5 separate regions of the Homo sapiens genome follow, and regions 2, 3, 4 and 5 are each linked to region 1. Evidence: chromatin contacts called from ENCODE Hi-C or POLR2A ChIA-PET data. All regions are on one chromosome and are shown on one strand. The core of a region is the stretch at or near the end of the contact, and the rest is flanking DNA. Distances in the headings are between cores, read along the strand shown.

What was found. A loop is a pair of places that touch in the nucleus more often than their neighbours do. ChIA-PET counts read pairs that join two places held with the same protein, here RNA polymerase II (POLR2A). Pooled maps may share reads with other maps.
Region 2: a pooled map shows a loop between it and region 1 (5-fold over the local background). The contact joins the promoter of PCGF6 here to the promoter of NFKB2 in region 1. A Hi-C loop is called at or near these places in 1 of 168 maps with a recorded cell type or tissue (naive thymus-derived CD4-positive, alpha-beta T cell), 1 of 37 single-sample maps with no recorded cell type and 7 of 50 pooled maps. POLR2A ChIA-PET finds 5 or more read pairs at or near these places in 1 of 52 experiments (naive thymus-derived CD4-positive, alpha-beta T cell).
Region 3: a pooled map shows a loop between it and region 1 (10-fold over the local background). The contact joins the promoter of FBXW4 here to the promoter of NFKB2 in region 1. A Hi-C loop is called at or near these places in 2 of 37 single-sample maps with no recorded cell type and 7 of 50 pooled maps.
Region 4: a map of naive thymus-derived CD4-positive, alpha-beta T cell shows a loop between it and region 1 (5-fold over the local background). The contact joins the promoter of OGA here to the promoter of NFKB2 in region 1. A Hi-C loop is called at or near these places in 1 of 168 maps with a recorded cell type or tissue (naive thymus-derived CD4-positive, alpha-beta T cell), 7 of 37 single-sample maps with no recorded cell type and 15 of 50 pooled maps. POLR2A ChIA-PET finds 5 or more read pairs at or near these places in 4 of 52 experiments (OCI-LY7, activated B cell, activated CD4-positive, alpha-beta T cell and 1 more).
Region 5: a loop to region 1 is called in a map of CD4-positive, alpha-beta memory T cell, with 12 times the contacts of the local background. The contact joins the promoter of CNNM2 here to the promoter of NFKB2 in region 1. A Hi-C loop is called at or near these places in 1 of 168 maps with a recorded cell type or tissue (CD4-positive, alpha-beta memory T cell), 1 of 37 single-sample maps with no recorded cell type and 7 of 50 pooled maps. POLR2A ChIA-PET finds 5 or more read pairs at or near these places in 2 of 52 experiments (A673 and Caco-2).

Annotation. Positions count from the first base shown.
Region 1 is chr10:102,394,348-102,397,067 of GRCh38, forward strand. It overlaps NFKB2 (nuclear factor kappa B subunit 2), which reads left to right and starts at 1,358. Exons shown (of 23, transcript NM_001322934.2): 1 at 1,358-1,449; 2 at 1,541-1,633; 3 at 1,906-1,987; 4 at 2,102-2,142; 5 at 2,378-2,476; 6 at 2,557-2,708. The coding sequence starts at 1,613. RefSeq lists a silencer at 1-23 and enhancers at 34-323, 1,374-1,423, 1,834-1,953.
Region 2 is chr10:103,349,746-103,352,465 of GRCh38, forward strand. It overlaps PCGF6 (polycomb group ring finger 6), which reads right to left and starts at 1,395. Exons shown (of 10, transcript NM_001011663.2): 1 at 962-1,395. The coding sequence starts at 1,321. RefSeq lists an enhancer at 623-1,128 and a silencer at 1,294-1,523.
Region 3 is chr10:101,693,771-101,696,490 of GRCh38, forward strand. It overlaps FBXW4 (F-box and WD repeat domain containing 4), which reads right to left and starts at 1,400. Exons shown (of 9, transcript NM_022039.4): 1 at 611-1,400. The coding sequence starts at 1,335. RefSeq lists an enhancer at 80-159 and silencers at 470-929, 1,210-1,259, 1,290-1,569.
Region 4 is chr10:101,817,094-101,819,813 of GRCh38, forward strand. OGA (O-GlcNAcase) reads right to left here and starts at 1,351. Exons shown (of 16, transcript NM_012215.5): 1 at 731-1,351. The coding sequence starts at 929. It overlaps KCNIP2-AS1 (KCNIP2 antisense RNA 1), which reads left to right and starts at 1,975. Exons shown (of 3, transcript NR_045118.1): 1 at 1,975-2,155. RefSeq lists enhancers at 884-1,459, 1,261-1,380 and silencers at 911-970, 1,051-1,110.
Region 5 is chr10:102,916,920-102,919,639 of GRCh38, forward strand. CNNM2 (cyclin and CBS domain divalent metal cation transport mediator 2) reads left to right here and starts at 1,375. Exons shown (of 8, transcript NM_017649.5): 1 at 1,375-2,720. The coding sequence starts at 1,562. LOC107984265 (a long non-coding RNA gene) reads right to left here and starts at 1,416. Exons shown (of 3, transcript NR_160733.1): 1 at 1,249-1,416. RefSeq lists enhancers at 328-1,014, 1,015-1,701 and silencers at 1,171-1,350, 1,961-2,050.

The sequences.
Region 1 (2,720 bases), core at 108-2,607:
CCCTGAGTGAGCCTGTCCCCTCTCAGGGGCGCGCCCGAGTCGCTCCGGGTTGGCTGCGCCAGTCCAGAGTTAAACTTTCAGCCAATGAAAAAGGGCGCGAGGCGTGACGCACGGAAACGTCATGGGAATTCCCCCCTCCGGGGGGCCGAGAAGGGGCTTTCCCGGCCCTGAGCCCTGCTGGCAGGCGAGGTGTCGCGACCGGTCCCAGGTGGGTCGGGCGCGGAGAGAAGCCGCAACCAGAGCCGCCGCCACGGTGAGTGGCTGGATTCAGACCCCTGGGTGGCCGGGACAAGAGAAAAGAGGGAGGAGGGCCTTTAGCGGACAGCGCCTGGGGCTGGAGAGCAGCAGCTGCACACAGCCGGAAAGGGCGCGCAGGCGACGACACTCGGATCCACGTCGACACCGTTGTACAAAGATACGCGGACCCGTACGTACACCTGTACCTGTGCTGGCGCACACACGGCAGCGTCCGTGCAGTCGCACTCGCACACACATGCACACGGAGACGTGCCCACCGGTGCACTGGTGCCTGCACCCACACCCTTCACGCACAAACTCAAGATACGCTCACCCGTGTCCGTACATCAAGACAGGCGCTGACACACACCCACACTGAGAAGCTCGGGATTCACCTATCTACACACATGCTCGCTTGCACACTCATGTTGACGCCATGGACACACAACATGCAACCAAGCACTACAGCCGAAACACACTTGTGGAGCTGTGATGGAGACACACTCTTGTATTAGGTGGGGGGGGGGGGGGGGGAGCGTGCAGAGATCTCCCTGTCGCCTGCGCGCCCAGAACCGGTGCGGTGTGGGACCAGCTGCTGTTGTGAGGTTTGGGAGAGAGAGAAAAGAGCCCACTCCGAGGAGGAGACACTTTTCCCGCAGCCCCAGAATCGCGTTCTCGGGGCAGAACCCCGGGGCCTCCCACAGGAAAGAGCCCCCGCCTACAGGCTGTTCGAAGGGGAGGCCGTCCGACAGCAGGAATGTCCCCCCAAAAGCCCCCGGGGTTTATCAGCCGTGGCCTCCCTCCTGGCAGAAAATCCCAAGGTTGCTCCAGACCGGGGGAGGGGAGCGGGAGGCGGACTTGGCCCCAGACTGCCAGCCTCCTCCCGGCCGTGAAAGACCCTCCTGTTCCCTGCCCTGGAGGGAGGAGGGGGCTTAACCCCCACCGGGGCTTCCCGGATTCTCCTAGACCTCTGCCCGCTGAAAAGCAGCGGGAGCCCGTAGACTGTCGAGGGCCTCCCGCCCCTCCCGTCGCGAGGGCGGGGCCAGTGGCGTCATTTCCAGGCCCGCCCCCTCCGGCCCCGCCTCCCCTTGGTATTTTCGGGACTTTCCTAAGCTGCTCTAACTTTCCTGCCCCTTCCCCGGCCAAGCCCAACTCCGGATCTCGCTCTCCACCGGATCTCACCCGCCACACCCGGACAGGCGGCTGGAGGAGGTCGGACCCTCCCCCAAATCTGGGCCCCCATCTCCCGCCCACCCCCATTTAGATCTGACCCCCTCCCCCACGCCACTCCTCCCAACTTTAGGCGGGCGTCTAAAATTCTGGGAAGCAGAACCTGGCCGGAGCCACTAGACAGAGCCGGGCCTAGCCCAGAGACATGGAGAGTTGCTACAACCCAGTGAGTCATGCCGCCTGCCCCTGACCCGGCCGGCTGCCCCTCGTGTCTGTCCACCTGTCTGCCCGAGCCCCCTCTGCTGCCTTACACCTGTATGCTCGCAGATGCTCTCAGCCTGCCAGTCTGTCCATCTGTCTGCAACTCTGCCTCCAAAAGGAGCTTTCTCTTGGGTCTGAGGAGGAGGGGGGAGTGACCACTGAAGACTTGGAGATGGGAGGTGGGGCTGTGGGGGGTGCTGAGAGTCGGATGCCACCCCCAGTCTGTCTCCAAACCAGGGTCTGGATGGTATTATTGAATATGATGATTTCAAATTGAACTCCTCCATTGTGGAACCCAAGGAGCCAGCCCCAGAAACAGGTCAGCAAGTTCACTAACCTCCCCTAGTCCTAAAGCGGGGGAGGGAGAGCATGTGCCCTCTCTCTGGGGGAGGGGCTGGGAGATCGTGGCTCAGCAAGGTCTCTCTGTCCCCAGCTGATGGCCCCTACCTGGTGATCGTGGAACAGCCTAAGCAGGTGAGTGAGCAAAAGGGAGGGTGTGGAATGGCTTCAGCTTTGGGGACAAATGGGGTAGTGGTAGCTGGCTGGCCATGGAGGAGCCATTGCCGAAGGAGGCCACAGGGGATTGGATGGTCACTGCTGCTGATCAGAGTGCTGTAGTTTGGTTCAGGGCTACTACCAGGCACTGCGGTCACTGCTGGCCTGGGTGGTCTTCCCTGATCACAATGCTACTATGCCCTTGGACCTTCAGAGAGGCTTCCGATTTCGATATGGCTGTGAAGGCCCCTCCCATGGAGGACTGCCCGGTGCCTCCAGTGAGAAGGGCCGAAAGACCTATCCCACTGTCAAGGTGAGCCAGGATGGTGCTGGAGGGTGGGCTAAGTGGACAGCATGCCCAAGGCCCTGACTGACAGTCCCTGCCTCTCCTAGATCTGTAACTACGAGGGACCAGCCAAGATCGAGGTGGACCTGGTAACACACAGTGACCCACCTCGTGCTCATGCCCACAGTCTGGTGGGCAAGCAATGCTCGGAGCTGGGGATCTGCGCCGTTTCTGTGGGGCCCAAGGACATGACTGCCCAGTAGGTGCCCTC
Region 2 (2,720 bases), core at 145-2,644, 960 kb after region 1:
TATAGGCGTGAGCCACACCGCGCCCAGCCAAATTATTGTTTCAAAAGGATCTTTACGCTGGGCGCAGTGGCTCACGCCTGTAATCCCAGCACTTTGGGAGGCCGAGGCGGGCGGATCACGAGGTCAGGAGATCGAGACCATCCTGGCTAACACGGTGAAACCCCGTCTCTACTAAAAATACAAAAAATAAGCCGGGCGTGGTGGCGGGCGCCTTGTAGTCCCAGCTACTCTAAAGGCTGAGGCTGGAGAATCGCTTGAACCTGGGAGGCGGAGGTTGCAGTGAGCCGAGATCGCGCCACTGCACTCCAGCCTGGGCGACAGAGCGAGACTCCGTCTCAAAAACAAAACAAAACAAAACAAAACAAAAGGATCTTTACTGCCTAGTAAGCAGTAGCTTCAATAATTATACAGGACAGGCAACGTGGCTCACGCATGTAATCTTTCGGAAGGCCAGAGAGGGAGAATCTCTTGAACCCAGGAGTTCGAGAACAGCCTGGGAACATAGGGAGCCCTCCTCGCTACAAAAAAAAAAAAAAATGTTTAATTAGCCCGGCGTGGTGGCGCGTGCCTGTAGTCCCAGCTACTCCGGAGGCTGAGGCGGGAGGATCGCCTGAGGCCAGGAGTTGGAGGCTGCAGTGAGCCATGGTCGCGCCACTGCACTCCAGCCTGGGAGACCCTGTCTCAAAATAATTATAATTATTAACAGAACGAATGAGTTGGACTCGCAGAGCCTAAGTGACCTGCAAGAACTTCACAAAATAAGCGGGTAAAGACCCAGGCCGGGCCGGAGGCCTGTCGGCGCCACACGCCTAGGCAGCCGGGGCAGAGGTCGGGGGAGGTCCGCTCCAGTGCTCCGCGCGGCGGCGGCGCACTAGGATCGGGCCGGCGCCCGGCAGACGAGGGCCAGCTACGTCCCTGACGCCGCTTGGGCCCAGCGGGGTCGCGCGGGGGCTCTAAATACCTCCTCCTCGTCCTCCGAGTCCTGCCGGCCTCCCTCCAGCCTCAACGAGAAGTGACTCATGTCCTCCTCCTCCTCCTCTTCTTCCTCCTCCAGCTCCTCTTCTTCTTCCAACTCCTCGTCCTCGTCCTCGAAGCGGCCTCTGAAGCGGCCCAGGCTGCGCTCCGGCTCCAGCTCAGGGGGCCGGGAGCCGGAGCAGCCGGGAGCCCCCGTCTCAGACAGAGGCGCCGGTCCCTCCTCACCCGCTGCGGGTGCAGGGGTGAGGGCGGGCGGGGAGACAGGAGGCGGAGGCGGCAAGGCTGCAGCTCCCTCGGTTTTGGCAGCGCCTACGCTGCCCGCCGTCACCACCGCGACCCCCTCCATGGTCGGGAGAGACACCAGGCGAGGCGAGGCGGCGGGAGAGCGCGGGAGTTCGGCCGGCCTCGGACGCCACCACTGCGCAGGCGCGGCAGCCTGAGGGGCTCGCCGGGAAATGTGGTTTAGCGGCCCTCACCTCCGCGGGGCGCAAACCCTGCAGCTCCGGGGCAGGCTGCGGGGCGCGCGGGCCGCACTTTAAAGGAATCTCACCAGATTTTCTCCTTGGAAGGGGACGCTCTCTTCGCCGCCTTTTAAAAACAGCAAAATTGCTACCGTTCCAAGCAACAATATTCTGTTTGCATCACCTAATTCACAGAGCACTGAACTAGGTAGCATGTGACGTTGCATCACAAATAATAATCATTTCCACTTGAGTACCAATTATGCATTTCCTCTGTGGCAAATCACCTCCATCCAAGATTATTTCCCTTAGGAAGTATAAAGTTCCTGTTCTGAAGTATGTACGTTTATTTATTTTAAGGAATTATATAGTGTATTGATACAAGGTGAAAATCTAATCACTACTCAAAGATCATCCATGTCACCCCATCCCATAAAGCCCATTATATTGAATTCGAAAAGCTTTTTTTTTTTTTTTTTGAGACAGTTTCGCTCTTGTCGCTCAGGCAGGAGTGCAGTGGCGCTCACTTGCAACCTCCGCCTCCCGGGTCCAAGCGATTCTGCCTCAGGCTCCCAAGCAGCTGGGACTACTGGCGCCTGCCACCACGCCCAGCTAACTTTTGTATTTTCAGTAGAGACAGGGTTTCACCATGTTGACCAGGCTAGTCTCAAACTTCTGATCTCAGGTGATCCACCCGCCTCAGCCTCCCAAAGTGTTGGGTTACAGGCCTGAGCCAGGGCGCCGGGCCCAACAAACATTTATTGAGGGCCTACTGTAGCAGAAACTCAGACCCACCCAGGTACAACCCACCCCATTGCCCAATTTTATTAAGAGAGGTTTGGAGTTGGCTTAACATTATTCTTGCTAGTCCGGGCGCGGTGGCTCACACCTGTAATCCCAGCACTTTGGGAGGCCGAGGCGCGCAGATCATGAGGTCAGGAGTTCAAGACCAGCCTAGCCAACATGGTGAAACCCCGTCTCTACTAAAAATACAAAAATTAGCTGGGCATGGTGGCGCGTGCCTGTAATCCCAGCTACTTGGGAGGCTAAGGCAGAAGAATCACTTGAGCCCAGGAGGCGGAGCTTGCAGTGAGCTAAGATCGTGCCACTGCACTCCAGCCTGGGCTACAGAGTGAGACTCCATCTCAAAACAAAACAAAACAAAACAAAACAAAACAAAAAACAAAAAAACCATTATCCTTGCTAAGATAATGCCAGCTAATGTCACGATGCCTGCAAGAAAGATTCGGGAAGTCAAATGCTCCTAATCAAATAATGCCTGGC
Region 3 (2,720 bases), core at 150-2,649, 700 kb before region 1:
TCTTGTACACATCCTGGACAGACTCCAGCCTCCTGCCTCAAGCAGGCCCCCTTTTTCGTGTCGCTCTGCCTATATGAAGTCATAAACTATGGCTGAACACTGGGACCGAGGGCTTCTCTTAAGGTCCGAGCCCTGAAGCTTAACAACCTTTAGAAAAGGGTAGGGAGGATGAAAGATGAAAGTCCACAAAAATTTATGATAGACCACTTAAGGAACCTGAGTCCTAGACCTGGACTCAAGGAATCGTCCAAAGCACCGTACCAGACTGGCTCCTCTGGGGCGAAGGAACCGGGGCAGCTAAACCTCTGCAAAAACACACAATCGAAAGCTGTAGGGAGTGCCTAAGATGGCTAATTGTGAGGAGCGGCCCACCCGGGAGGGTGCCTACTGAGGGATGCTCTCGGGAGGCTGCCTCAGATGGAGGCCTTGGGGAGGAGGGGCAAAGGGGTCCCCGAGAGTGCTCGGGAAAGGGTGTAGGCGGAGGTCAGGTGTAGGCCTAGAAACTCGGGGTGCGACACGACCCTGGGCCGACCAGGCCGCGGCGCCCCGCCCTTTCCCGGGACGCGGGGCCGGCTCGGGGCGGGGAGCGGGCGGGCGAGCGGACGCTTACAGGTCGGTGCCGAGCCGCGTGAAGCCGGAGTTGAGCGAGGCCCGGGCTATCCGGCGCCAGAGCAGATCGCAGCTGGTGAAGCGCCGCAGCCAGCGGCACACCTGGGCCAGGCGGCCGAGGGCCCGCATGTCCAGGTAGGAGCAGATGAGCAGCAGCAGCTCCTCCGGCAGGCGCCAGAGCGCAGGCCCCGCGGCCGGGCGGGCAGCCGACTCCCGAGCCGCCTCCTCCTCCTCCTCCTCCTCCCCGGCCGCCGCCGCCATGGCCACCCCTGTCCCCGCGATGTCGGCCCAAGCCTGACCCCCTCGTCCCTGTGCTCTTCCCGGCCTGGCGCCCTCCCGCCGCCTAGCCCTGACCCTCCATTCCTCCTTCTTCCCATACTCTCTTCCTTGTGCCTCCTTCCCGGCCCCTGCGCTCCCCTCGACTCCCTTGACGATGCCTCTCGCCCCTTCCTCCACGCTTCTGCCTCCCTCTGCTTCCTCCCTTGGGCATGCCCTCGCTCCCGCGTCAGCCCCCGGCCCGGCTGCCTCCTTCGCCGTCTGCGGCCCGGGCTTCCCTTCCGCCCCGCTTCCTCTTCCGCCTTGCCCCGCTCTCGCTTTTCCCTTCCCCTTCCCCTTCCTTCGCTTCCCCCTCGCCACCCTCCCTTCCTGCAGCTTCCTCGCCTCTCCGCCCTCGCCCTCGCCGGGCCCGCCGTTCCCGGGGGGCCCCGAGCGGCCCTGGCTGCCCATGAGCGGCCGCGGGGCCGGCCCGACGCGGAGCCCAGCCCGAGCCGCCACCGCCGCCGCCCCGGGAGGAGGCGACACCATGTCGGACCGGGTCACATGGGGCGGCGCGGGCCGAGCCCTGGGCACGCCCCTCACACCTGCAGCCTTGGAGCCACTTCGGGGTGCGGGCTGGGGCCGGGGCGCTGACACCACCCCCGCATCCCCGAGAGCGCTTGGTGGAAGCACAGGAGTTCGCGCTGCAAACACGTGAGGCCGGTTTCAGGGCCCTGCCTGAGGCCACAAGAGGACCCGCTGCCCTCAGGAAGCGGCCATTTGGAGCACCTGCCCTCAAGAAGCCCCTAGTTGGGTGGCCTTGCCCCTCTAGAAGCCCTCCTCTTCCTCGAGTGATGCCTCCTTTCCACGGGCCACATGTGAGGGCCCAACGAATCTGCAGCCCTAGAAGTTGACAGGTTCCATAGCTTAGGTTCTCACACAGGCCCGGAAGCACGGTCCTGGCGTGAGCTTGGGTGTTAGACGTATTTGGGGATTTGCAGTCTTCTAGATCCTGAGTCCATAACTTCAAAAACAGTCATGTATCAGGAAATGGCACAGCTAGGGCTTCTTATCAGTCACCACCCAAGTGCAAGTGGATTCTCCAAGGACTCAGCATCCATTCTTCATACCACCCATTCGATTCACATGGCATTAATCTGAAGGGAGAGCTACTGAGGTCTAGACCTGTGCTGTCCAACAGTGTCCTCCCTCGTCACATGTGGCTGCTGAGCATTTGAAATGTGGCTAATACAAATTGAAATGAGCTATAAGTGAGAAATGCACACCAGATTTTGAAGCCATACAAAAAAAAGAATGCAAAATATCTCATTAATAATTTTATATTGATTACGTGTTGAAGTGTTAATATTTTGGATACGCTGTATTGGGCTAAATACAATATATTTTAATGTAACTACTAGAAAATTTAAAATTATACATGGGACTTGCATTTGTGGCTCGGGTTATTTTTCTATTAGCATTGGGCTAGGCAGTAAAACTTGGAGGAGGGGAGGAAGATGCCAATTTCTGTCTGTTTATCCTGTACTCCAAATCCAGGTAGGAAGGATTGGAGAGTTTTCTTTTGTACTTATCTACATCTTAACACTCATTTTCAGGGAGCAGGGAAGAATAAAAATTGACCCTGAAAATTATTCAACACCTAGCATAGCCAAAGAGAAACCTAGGGAAGCAACTACATTGTATTATGGTGCTGCAAGAAGCATCATGTAACAAGGTCAGACCGGAATCTGGCTTTGCCCTAGAATTACTTTTTGATCTTAGCAAAACAACAACAAAAAGCCCCACCTATCTTGGCCTTTTAGTGTTCTCAATCTGTAGTGGAGATAATGCCTCTG
Region 4 (2,720 bases), core at 101-2,600, 580 kb before region 1:
CTGGTAATTTTCCCTCACTACCAAAAAGTCCATCGTTCTTTTCGACTGTAAATGGGAAAAAAGGCGAGAAGGGCATTTTTAAAGCCGCTTCTGCGGTCACTAAATTCCAATTACGCATCTCAGATACTTCGAGAATCTGTGATTAAAGCCAAAGTTTCATCCCTCGAGAGCAAAGTACAGTAGCTGGGAAAGAGGGCAATTTTCTAAGTTGCAAATGAATCTTTGCGGGGGTGGGGGGAAGCAACAAAAATATTCTAAGCCAAGTGGAACTTGAAATACTATAGGCCAAACGTGCTTCTCTTCACTCCAGAAGTACAAGCACGTCAGTGTGGGCCGATTTTCCACAAAGGGTGGTGACAGAAGCACTACACATATTTTTTCACTGGAACCAGACAACCCTAGGGAATAAGATCCCAAGGTACAAAGAAGTAGAACTCAGAGGCTAACAGAACACCAGGCTCTTAACCACCGCCTCCTTAGGAGGTGGCCTGGCTCCAAGCCCAAGACGGGTGGGGTCAGACTTGTGAGTGGCCAGGGGGGAATTCGACGCCGTCTTAAGACGTGCAAGGAGATTCGCCCAACATCTCGTCTCTCCCCTCGCTTTAGGAGGGCCACATTTCAGACCCAGAGGCTTTCCGGCCTTTTAGAGTCTCCAAAATCCCCGCCACCACCCTCCTCCCGAGGACAGAACGTGTTAGTGCCAAAACGGGGAGGGAAGGAGGGCGCTCACCTTCCACCACACCGCAGAGGAACCGCCGAGCCCCTCCTGCAGCCCCGGCCACCGCCGCTCCCCCAGCCCCGGCGGGGTTGTCTTCTCCGGGTGCCGGAGCTGCCGGCGGCTCCAGCGATGCCCCCGCAGAGGCGGCAGGGTTGGAGCTGAGCTCGCTCTCCCGCTCCTCCAACGTCGCTTGACTCTCCTTCTGCACCATCCTCCTGCCCCCGGCCGCTGCCACCTCTGCGGGTCCTCCTCGACCTCTGTCCGTTGGGGCACCGGCCCGGAGCCCTGGAGAGGGCTTCAGCTCCAAGTGTGCGCCCCTCCGGCTCCTTCCCCTCCCCCTCTGCCCTTCCCCCTCCCTCTCCGCAGGGACCCGAATGCCCGGATGAGAAGGGCGGCGGCACCGGCGCGAGCCCTTTGTCAGCCGCAGCCTCGGCTTTAAGCTGGGGCGCCAGAAGCCTAAGCGGAGAGCGAGGCTGTGACCTCTCGTTCCCTGGAAGAAGACGGCCAAGGGTCCTGTCCTCGTTCTCTGCCTCTGCTGCCCTCCCGATAATCTTAGGTCTTCCGCTGTTTCCCCTCCAAGCCCCGAGCTCTCCCTCTGCTGCTGCCTCCACCGCCCGCTTCCTGTTTATCCGCACTGCGCTTGCGCTGCAGACCGGCTCAGACCGGTCCCCTCCGCCCGGCTCCCCCGCCTTCTTTGGGGCTAGCCTATTAAGCTTCTTTAGGTAGGGGGAAATAGAACAGGAGACGCGAAAAGCAGAAGGTAATGAAGGCAGTGGAATGTACCATTTCTGCTTGCCACCCTCCGAAACAAGCCTGGCACCCTGGGACGGACGGACCATTACCCGCCCCGAAGGAGGGGAGTATGGGAGGAGGCTGCCGCCGGTTGGGGCAATAGGGAGAAGGGGGGAAGGTGAAAAGGAGAGGTGTTTATTCTCTCAGTGCGCAGGCGCGGAGCCGCGGCCTCTCGTTCTTAAAGAGATAGGAAAGAACTGACCTACTTTCTATGGAGATTCTTGTAATAGGTGGGCTCATTACATCTGCCTAACCCAGGCTTGGTTCGGTAAAGACACCATTCCAAGGAGCTCAGCTCACCCCTCTGCCTTGAATCATTTTCCCCTAATCCCATTTAAAATGTAATCATTCGTTCATTCCTTCATTCAGTAGACATCTATAGAGCTTGCCTCGTGCTGGGCTCTAGAACACTATGAGCTCACAGTACGGTGGTGGAGACAAGCCACCACACACGCAGTTCCCACAAGGTGTCCCCAAGAACTTCGGAGCTCAGAACAGGTGATACTCACTCCTCCTTTGGGGAGAGGCCGTGGGCATGGCTTCACTTTTCAGCTGGATTATAAAGGATGTGAAGTTAGCCTGACTGAGCAGAAGGGGAGGGAAGACAGCACTCCAGGAAAGTGGAACGAACAACAGAGTCCAAAGGTAGGGAGGCATGAAAAGCCTGCCTTGTTTGGGAATGGGGAGCGCGCGGTGTGTGCAGTGGGGCATGAGATCCCTTCGGCCTCGGCATGGGCATCGCTTCCTTGGGAAGCCTTCCCTGAGCCCTAGATGGGTTTGGGTCTCCTTGCTGTATGTTCTCAGAGCTCTCTTGTAGACCTACCCTAATGCACTTTACATTTATGATGCTTGAGAAATCTATCTCAACCTGTGAGGTATAAACATGAAATGATGATTAAGACTTAGTAATGTCCATCTTACACTTCAGTCTGATATTTACCTTCTTTAGCCGTAGCCCAACTTGTAGTTTCAGGGACTTTCATGGTCCCTCTTCTTTTCAGTCCTGGATTGTTGAGATGGGGGTTAGGAGCAAACTTTTTTTTTTTTTTTGAGACAGAGTTTCACTCTGTCGCCCAGGCTGGAGCGCAGGAGCGCAGTGGCGCAATCTCGGCTCACTGCAGCCTTCACCTCCTGGGCTCAGGCTATTCTCCTGCCTCAACCTCTCGAGTAGCTGAGACTACAGGCACCCGCCACCACACCCGGCTAATTT
Region 5 (2,720 bases), core at 125-2,624, 520 kb after region 1:
CACCCAGGCTGGAGTGCAGTGGCGCGATCTCGGCTCACTGCAAGCTCCGCCTCCCGGGTTCACGCCATTCTCCTGCCTCAGCCTCTCCGAGTAGCTGGGACTACAGGCGCCCGCCACCATGCCCGGTTAATTTTTTGTATTTTTAGTAGAGACGGGGTTTCACCGTGGTCTACGATCTCCTGACCTCATGCTCCGCCCGCCTCGGCCTCCCAAAGTACTGGGATTACAAGCGTGAGCCACCAACGCCCGGCCTGAATGTTTTAAGTTTCAAGGAAAAGACCAATTTGGCAGCTACTCTGCTACCTCGTCACCTCCAGGTGACGTTGGGAGTACTGGGGAGCTAGGTTTCCAGAACTTTTTGCTCTTGAGTGACCTAAGACCCTAGCAGAGTTTGGTCAGTGTGATTAAGAATGAGCCTCTGTGGGTCTGTTTAGGATGCTTGCCCCCTCCCATTTCCTTAACTTGCCTGAATTCCTGCTGGGAATACAGATTCGGGGCCCTTCCCACTCTGTAAATATGGGAAAAGGTCTAGGAAGTATATACTCCTAGCAATAATATGTAGGGGTTCTATGACTAGGAAATTTGGGGAACTGTCCCCCTGACCGCTCCATCCGTAACTTCTGCACACCTTTTGGGGTACGCCGCCGACCTGGAAAGCGTTGCAGGGCGCTCATGCTGCCCGCAGGTGGCGCCACGTGATCGCGAGCCGCAGAGAGCCCGTACCCTAGGAGTCTCGAGGCGCGAGGACTGCTGGTCCGCAGCTGTGCCGGGGCCACCGACGCCGCTTACCCCGGCGGAGCGCCGCGCAGGTGGAGTTGGGGACAGCGGCCGGTGCCCCGGCTTTTTAGGCTGTGTGCATCCCAAGCCGCCTCTAGTTGGCTTCTCGGGCTTCCGGGGCAGGAGGGCGCGCGGCTTTGTGCCTACGAATTGAGAACTGGAGAGCCAGTAACCGGTGCACCGGGAACCTGCCGCCTTGCGCCGCAGGGCTTTAGTCCAAACCTGGCCGGTCCAGGCTCCGGGATCTACTACAGGGGCCCCTGGGGAGCGCGGGCCCCAGGGACGGCTCCTTCCCATTGGCAGCAGGACGGATGCCACGCCCCTTTTTCTTCAGCTCTCATCTTTGACTGGCTCTCGAGTCCCAGATGGCCACGCCCCCTCCCCTCGCACATACACAAGAGTCACGCGCCTTTCAGTTGGAAACTTGGCGTGCAGACGGGGACGGTGGCTCTCGTCGCCCCACCCACTTACCTTGCCATTGGTCCGCGGAGCGGCACACGGTCACGCCCCCATTCCAGCCCCCTGGCTGGGAGGGCGGGCACCCGCTTGTGATTGGCTGGTCGGCCTGCCTCTCGCGGGAGCAGCCGGCGCTCCTCTCCCTCCCTCTTTCCCTCCCGCGAGCCTCGGGGTTCCTCAGCTGGCTGAGGTGGAGTCAGTGTCAGTCAGGGAGGCGAACTGCTGAGCACTGGCCGCGGACGCTCCGTTGCAGTCTCGCCCAGGGGCCGGTACCTGCGCTCGCGCCGCCGGGTTGAAAGGATGAAGCCGCAGCTGGAGCAGCCACCCTATGATTGGCTGTGGCGCTTGTGAACCCAAAGTAAAGATGGCGGGCGGGCAGGCAGCCGCCGCACTGCCCACTTGGAAGATGGCGGCGCGCCGCAGCCTCAGCGCTCGCGGCCGGGGGATCCTGCAGGCGGCTGCGGGGCGGCTGCTGCCGCTGCTCCTGCTGAGCTGCTGCTGCGGTGCGGGCGGCTGCGCAGCGGTGGGCGAGAATGAGGAGACGGTGATCATCGGGCTGCGACTGGAGGACACGAACGACGTGTCGTTCATGGAAGGGGGGGCGCTGCGGGTGAGCGAACGGACCCGGGTCAAGCTGCGGGTGTACGGGCAGAACATCAATAACGAGACGTGGTCCCGCATCGCCTTCACCGAGCACGAGCGGCGGCGCCACAGCCCGGGGGAGCGCGGGCTGGGGGGCCCCGCGCCGCCAGAGCCGGACAGCGGCCCCCAGCGATGCGGCATCCGCACCTCAGACATCATCATCTTGCCCCACATCATTCTCAACCGCCGCACCTCGGGCATCATCGAGATCGAGATCAAACCGCTACGCAAGATGGAGAAGAGCAAGTCCTATTACCTGTGCACGTCGCTCTCCACGCCCGCCCTGGGCGCCGGCGGCTCGGGGTCCACGGGTGGCGCCGTCGGGGGCAAGGGTGGCTCGGGGGTGGCCGGGCTCCCGCCGCCCCCGTGGGCCGAGACCACCTGGATTTACCACGACGGCGAGGACACCAAGATGATCGTAGGCGAAGAGAAGAAGTTCCTGCTGCCCTTCTGGCTGCAGGTGATCTTCATTTCGCTGCTGCTGTGCCTGTCGGGCATGTTCAGCGGCCTCAACCTGGGGCTCATGGCCCTGGACCCGATGGAGCTGCGCATCGTGCAGAACTGCGGCACGGAGAAGGAGAAGAATTACGCCAAGCGCATCGAGCCGGTGCGCAGGCAGGGCAACTACCTGCTGTGCTCACTGCTGCTGGGCAACGTGCTGGTCAACACCACGCTCACCATCCTGCTCGACGACATCGCCGGCTCGGGCCTCGTGGCCGTGGTAGTCTCCACCATCGGTATCGTCATCTTCGGAGAGATCGTGCCCCAGGCCATCTGCTCCCGGCATGGCCTGGCTGTGGGGGCCAACACCATCTTCCTCACCAAGTTTTTCATGATGATGACCT